Regions from separate parts of the Mus musculus genome. Here region 2 is linked to region 1. Evidence: chromatin loops called from intact Hi-C (ENCODE). Cell type or tissue: left cerebral cortex. All regions are shown on one strand. Each heading gives the region's core, and the rest is flanking DNA. Links, peaks and the distances in the headings are about the cores only. Region 1 has its middle 2.5 kb from the start of Hmx3. Region 2 has its middle 87 kb from the start of Bub3.

Region 1 (2,913 bases), core at 271-2,770:
GATTCTGAATCTTTCAGGAGTAGGAGTTGGGTATGCGACTCTGTGCACGCGCTTCCCCTGTGCAACTGTCGGGGTAGCGGTGTTTCCTCACTGACAACTGTACTCCGAAGGACACCGCTCTTTTCTTGGTGACTGTGTCCGCGGCTCAAAGATCAACTTTAAGCCTGCGATCTGAACACAGCACTTTCCCCCCAAAGGGTGGCATTTGGAACTGCCTAATGCTTTAATATAGGCGCCAAGAACCGAAGGCGCAGAAGAGTACCTTTCTCGTTTGTGACCCTGGCAACGACACCTGCAGCATGTCCCAAGGGCCTCCAAGTCCCTGGAGAATCTCGGCGGGCCTCTGAGGAATAGCTGGACTCATTCGACCTTAACAGCTCCCTGGGTCAAGCAGGAAGCCGGAGAGACAATCAGTTCAATTCTAGATTTCCATGGGGTCCTTTCCCCTGGTGATAGTTCCTTGGCCCGAGAAAGATGACAATTTGTTCTCAGCCTGGATGAAAATCCCTTCACACCTGAACTTCCTCCGCCTCAGCCCGTTCTTTATCTTTCGGTTGAGTCTTGCCTAATTCAAGCTCCTCTTGCTTACCTAGCGCAGCCTGGACAGTTTTGGGTCCCCAAATGAGAAGTAGGTTTATTTTATTTTTCAGACCTAAGGCACCAGAACCGCCTCTACCAAGTCTTGAAGGTCGTATTTAAAGTTTTGACATCCACCCTCGGTAACGAACCCTACTATTGCCTTGTAAGTAGCGCTTCTATAAATGGTTACTATTATTCCTTTGATTTCGTATAAGGCTTTACTGGAATGCACAGGGGCGCATCATCTAAAATCCGAGTTGGAGCCAATCACAGCTCCGAGGCTCAAGCAGGGTTGGTAATACGCTCAGATTTTATAGAGAAAAGGTGTCCAGAGAGGAGGCTGTACCTAAGACGCCCAAACAGTGTGGGACAAGCAGCGGCCACCCCCACCCACCCACCCAAAGCAGAAATCGTTCTTCTTGAATAGACGACATCGGTTCGGAGCTCACTGCTTGCGCACAGCAAACCTGGCGGCCCACTAGGCTGAGGAGGCTCCCAAGGGTATGTGCGGGTCTGGTGAGGGAGAAGCTGCAGACGTGTGCACGCTTGCTAAAGTTCTGATGTACAAGGACTCTTTTAAATTAGGGAAAGAGGAAACACTTTCCACTTCTCGGAAAGGTGGTCGTTGTGAGTCAGTGCTACCTTACTCTCTGCCTACCCAGAGAGGCCGTGTGTTCAATCACTGTGTCTCAAAACAAAACAAAAACAAACAAACAAACACACCAAAACCAAAACCCGCAACAAACCCATCTATGAGTCCGTAGACCTGAAAGACATATCTGTCCCAGGAAGACAGGCGTGAAAGACATTCGGTCCACGGCTTCTGGCCGATCTCAGTTCTAGGACTAGACCCAGAAGTGTGGACCCAAGAAGAGTTAAGAGGCAGCTTACTTGGGCCGATCCAGCATGTATCTTTCCTAATGTGAGCATGTGTGTGTGTGTGTGTGTGTGTGTGTGTGTGTGTGTATTCACTAGAGGAAAGGGTCTCTTTACTGGGTGTCAGCATCTCCAGCTGGACGTCAACATCAGGAAGCACTGACTTGAGCTTTCCTTTCTGGTTCGAAAAAGCTCGGGTGCCTGGATAGCAATTTACTTGTTCTCCAGAAAGTCTTGTTCCCTCCACTTGCCAGCACCGTGCTGCCTTAAAAGCCAGGCAAACAGCGCCCTCTATGGGGCATCCTCGAGCCTACAGAAGTACCTGAAGAAAACACAGAATCTATGCTAAGAATTTAAAAGCCTAGGCCCTAATATTCCCTACCACCCTTAGAAAACAGCACTTAAAAAAAACAAAAAACAAAAAAACTGAGTTATGAGAGAAACCAAGGGACGTCTCCTGCAGATTCCCGCAGGTCTAGCCACCTTTGGAAGAGTTCTCTCCTGCTTTTCACTCTTCTGGCTTTCTGTCTCCCTTTAAGGCAGGTTTTAGTTTTCTCCTTGCAGCCTTTTCTTTTCATGTGGAGCCTGACCGCAGTTGCTGGAGCTTCAGGATGCTGCTGTATGAGACGAGGAGTTGCCTTATTTATCTTTTGAGAACTCAGTGCACACTTGGCCAGTGAGTAGGCGTTTCAGTAAAGGTTTGTGTTAATGCCTCAATTCTTGACTTAGGTGATGGGTGGGCGAGTACATGGATGAACAGATAGGTGCGTGGGTGGATGGGTGGGTGGGTGGGTGGAGTCACAATTCACACTGCAAAGGATTGGTCTGCTTGACAAGAGTACTTCAGACACCCTGGCAACTTCCTCCCAAACACTCCAGCTAACACAGTTTTTGAAGTGTTTAATGAAAATCTAGCTTGTTTGGGGTTTTGGCATAGGATCTTGGTCTGTAGCCCAGGCTTACCCAGAAGTCAGTATGTAGCCTCCCCAATGCTGGAACTACAGGTATGAGCAACCACACTCAGATAATCTGAGGTCTTTGATTACATATTTTTACAAAAAACTAAAGGCTTTTCCAGGAACACGACTGCTGAAGAGTGCCTCACAGATTTTCAGCACGCAGGCTGTGCACAGTCAGATCTTCACACTGCTGTATCTTGGGACAAGTATCCAAGAGGGCAAAGGGGGCCTGGAGAATACTAGTGATCAACACCAAACGTCTACCCAAAGAATGGGCCTCGGCAAAAGCATGCTTAGAATTGTGTCCTACACCTGCCACGCGCAAAAGTCTTATGTGCATTTGCACACACTCAAGTTGCTAAGCAGATTGTTCCCCAAGAAAGGGGAGTGTACACATGTTCTCTAGGACTTTACCCAAGGCAGGGGGCTTCCTTCTGCAGCCAGAGTGGATGAGTCCTCCCCAGATGTAGTGTACAGACTTACAGAAAGGGTAGGGACC
Region 2 (2,913 bases), core at 145-2,644, 110 kb before region 1:
GTTGAAATCCTAAAAGGATCAGTGCGTGTATGTGTATATGTGCATGTGTGTACATGTGTGTGTCCGCATGTGTGGGTGTGCATATATATATATGTACACATATATATACATACATATACATATGCCAATGTCACAGAACATAGCCACCCAAGTGGACCTTTTACTCACAAGAAAAAGTACTGACGGTCAAAGAACAAGTGATCACTAAGAGATGGCCTGTCCCCCAGGCCCAGTGAACCAAAGAACCGCTTAGGAGAGTCACGAACTAGATCGGAACTTGAATTTCAGACTTGAGTAAAATGCACTCTCTCTCTCATTCCCCTTATGAAAGTAATTCCCTAAGGAAAAAAAAATTCAGTGAATCGAATGGCCCAGGTACAAATGACACCCTCTCCACCAAGCAGGCTTGCCCGCATTTCAGTCCCAGCAACTTTTAAATTACTTGGAGAATTCCTGGAATGTTTTTCAGTTTGACAGCTGTCGAGCCGAAAAGCATGCTGCTGTGTAGGAAGTGAGCCCTCAGAAGATTTATTTTTTTAATGGGTTGGAAATTAAAAGGGCTTCAAAAATGCCCTTTGGGGACCCAGCTGGGGGAACCGGACTGTGTTACAAGAAGTCTGTTCCTTACAAGGGCTGGGAATTGGGACGGAAAGGGTGGGTCAGAGGCATTTGGACTGAGACTACGTGAAGCCCAAACAAGAATCTGAACAGGGAATGACACAACAGAGCCAATGGGTGATTTTGTCTATGCAACATCAAAAAGCCAGGCTGGCCAGATATCTGCTTACTCACCTCTGAGGTTAAAAAGGGACCAGGAAGGACTGAGACAGAAAGCACACCAGAACAGAGGAGAAACTAGGGATAGACAGGGGCAGTGGAAGATGTTTTCAGGGTCCCAACAATAGAGGAACAAAACAGCCAGATCCCAGGTTCCAGTGAACCCCCCCCCCCAGGAGACTCCTCCAAGCCAATAGTCTGTGTACCCAAGTTGTCATTTTTGTGGAGGGGAAAAAAAGTCATTGGGTTTCCAGATTTAACAAATACATTCAATCCAGCCAGTTCAATTCCTATTCAAAAAGACATTGAATAAGTTTGCGGATAAGTCATGCAGTGTTGGGATGCAGACTCCAACTAAATAAAAAGGGGGAAGGGAGAAAGAGAGCCAGCTGGACGTGAGCTGTCATCTCTCTCCATGTTTCCTGACTGCAGGTGTCACGTGACTCTCAGCCTCCTGCTCTTACCACCACCCCTTCCCACAGGGAACTGTACTCTTCCTTAGACACTGAGCCAAAATAAATCCTTGTTTTTGTGGCTTCCCTCAGGAATTGTGTCACAGCAGTGAAGTGGAGTATATTTCTGTTTTACATCTGAGGCATGACTGTGTTTGAACTGATGCTGTTAAAATTCCTTCCCTGGGAAGACAAAAACAATCTCTAGCCCCCTCCACCCAGGTCCCAACACTCTACCCCAGTCAGTGCCACCAGAGTTCACCCTGTGACACCAGTGAGTTTATTGGACTTTCTTACAGTACACAGATGAGGAGCTACTTACAGGGGTGTGGGTGCTCCCCCAAAGGCCACACCTAGAAAGTCTTTGCCCAGCAGGAATGGCTCTCCCATAGTCACGCCCTGCTCCTAGTCTTCCTGAATTATATACTCTAGAGACAAGAGTATAAAAGATATATGTAAGGCATAGACGTATTTAAGGTCTAGGGACTGAAGTCTACTAATGGTTCCCAATCTTCTTAATGCGGTGACCCTTTAATACAGTTCCTCATGTTGTGGGTGACCCCCTGCCATGCCATAAAATTATTTTTGTTGCTACTTTATAACTGTAATTTTGCTACCATTATGAATTGCAATGTAAGTATCTGATATGCAGGATACTTGATAGGCACCTCCTAAAGGGGTCTTGACCCACAGGTTGAGAATCATTAGTTTCAACCTTCATAATCATAGTTACCTGAAGCCAAATGCTATTAGGGAAGGCTTATATAAATGATATGGGACATCTGAATACCAAGGGAAAGTCCCGAGATCCTCCCTACCTCCCCTTCCATGAGGTAATAATGTCAACAGTCAACAGATCCAGCTGAGGTGACCATTTTCAAGCAGGTACAGCTGAGCTCAGGAAGGCGGCGGTCCTTCGGCTCAGAGGATAGTCTTGTACAGCTGCAAAGGCTGGATGGGTGTCTGTGCGGTGGAGGAAGCATGGAGGCAGCAAAGCCATGTGGCGGTGGTTATAGCAGGGATAGCACCAGTCAGAGAGTTGGGAAAGTCAGTCCTTAACAGTGTGACCCAGGGCAGGTGTTTTCACTGCTACATACTGCCGTTTCTCCATGAGAAAATGTGAGAACTAGCTATCTACCTAAGGCACAGGGTCTTTGAGGACATGAATCCAGATAAAAGTCATAGCAGTGCCTACAGCTATATCTGGAATGGGTGTTCATATTCTCGGGGCTGAAGGGGGGGGGGGACTCCATTTCCCTCCACCCACACCACCACACTATCCAATCCCTCTGCCTCATCTTCCTATGGCCTTCGCTCCCTGTGTTCTTTCCCTCTTCTGAGAGCAGGCACCAGCTGCATTTCAAGCCTACCTGGGTGACAAGAGGCAACTCACTCTTGAGACCTCAAAGTCTCTCATTCAGTCACACTCTCTTGCAGATGAGACAGTGGCATGTGACATGGAGGGATGAGGCGATGGCAATCAACCCAAAGGAGAGCTGTCCAGTGACTGGCTTGGTGTCCTAAACTCAGTGGTCTCTGGAACCAATAGTCAATGGAAACTGACAACATGGCCTGCTGCTGTGAATCCCAAAACCAGGCTATAACCCCAATCCCACCACAATGCACAGGAATCCAGTAGATCTCTAGATCCCAAATATAAACCAAGGTCAAGTGCCAAGCAGTC

The links. Peaks named below come from ENCODE experiments on the same cell type or tissue, not always from the same donor. Only the 100,000 strongest peaks of a DNase experiment are listed, where the experiment ranks them.
Region 2: it touches region 1 in a loop (1.8-fold over the local background); 2 of 42 quality-filtered maps call a loop at or near these places.

Annotation. Positions count from the first base shown.
Region 1 is chr7:131,538,976-131,541,888 of GRCm38, reverse strand. It overlaps a transcript of Hmx3 not described here. Among named protein-coding and RNA genes, the nearest start is that of Hmx3, 2.5 kb to the left of the region's middle. In left cerebral cortex, for the core only: a CTCF peak has its summit at 1,747; DNase peaks (open chromatin) are centred at 331, 578 and 1,731.
Region 2 is chr7:131,646,095-131,649,007 of GRCm38, reverse strand. No RefSeq gene overlaps it. Among named protein-coding and RNA genes, the nearest start is that of Bub3, 87 kb to the right of the region's middle. In left cerebral cortex, for the core only: no CTCF peak of the experiment used is centred there; a DNase peak (open chromatin) is centred at 1,240.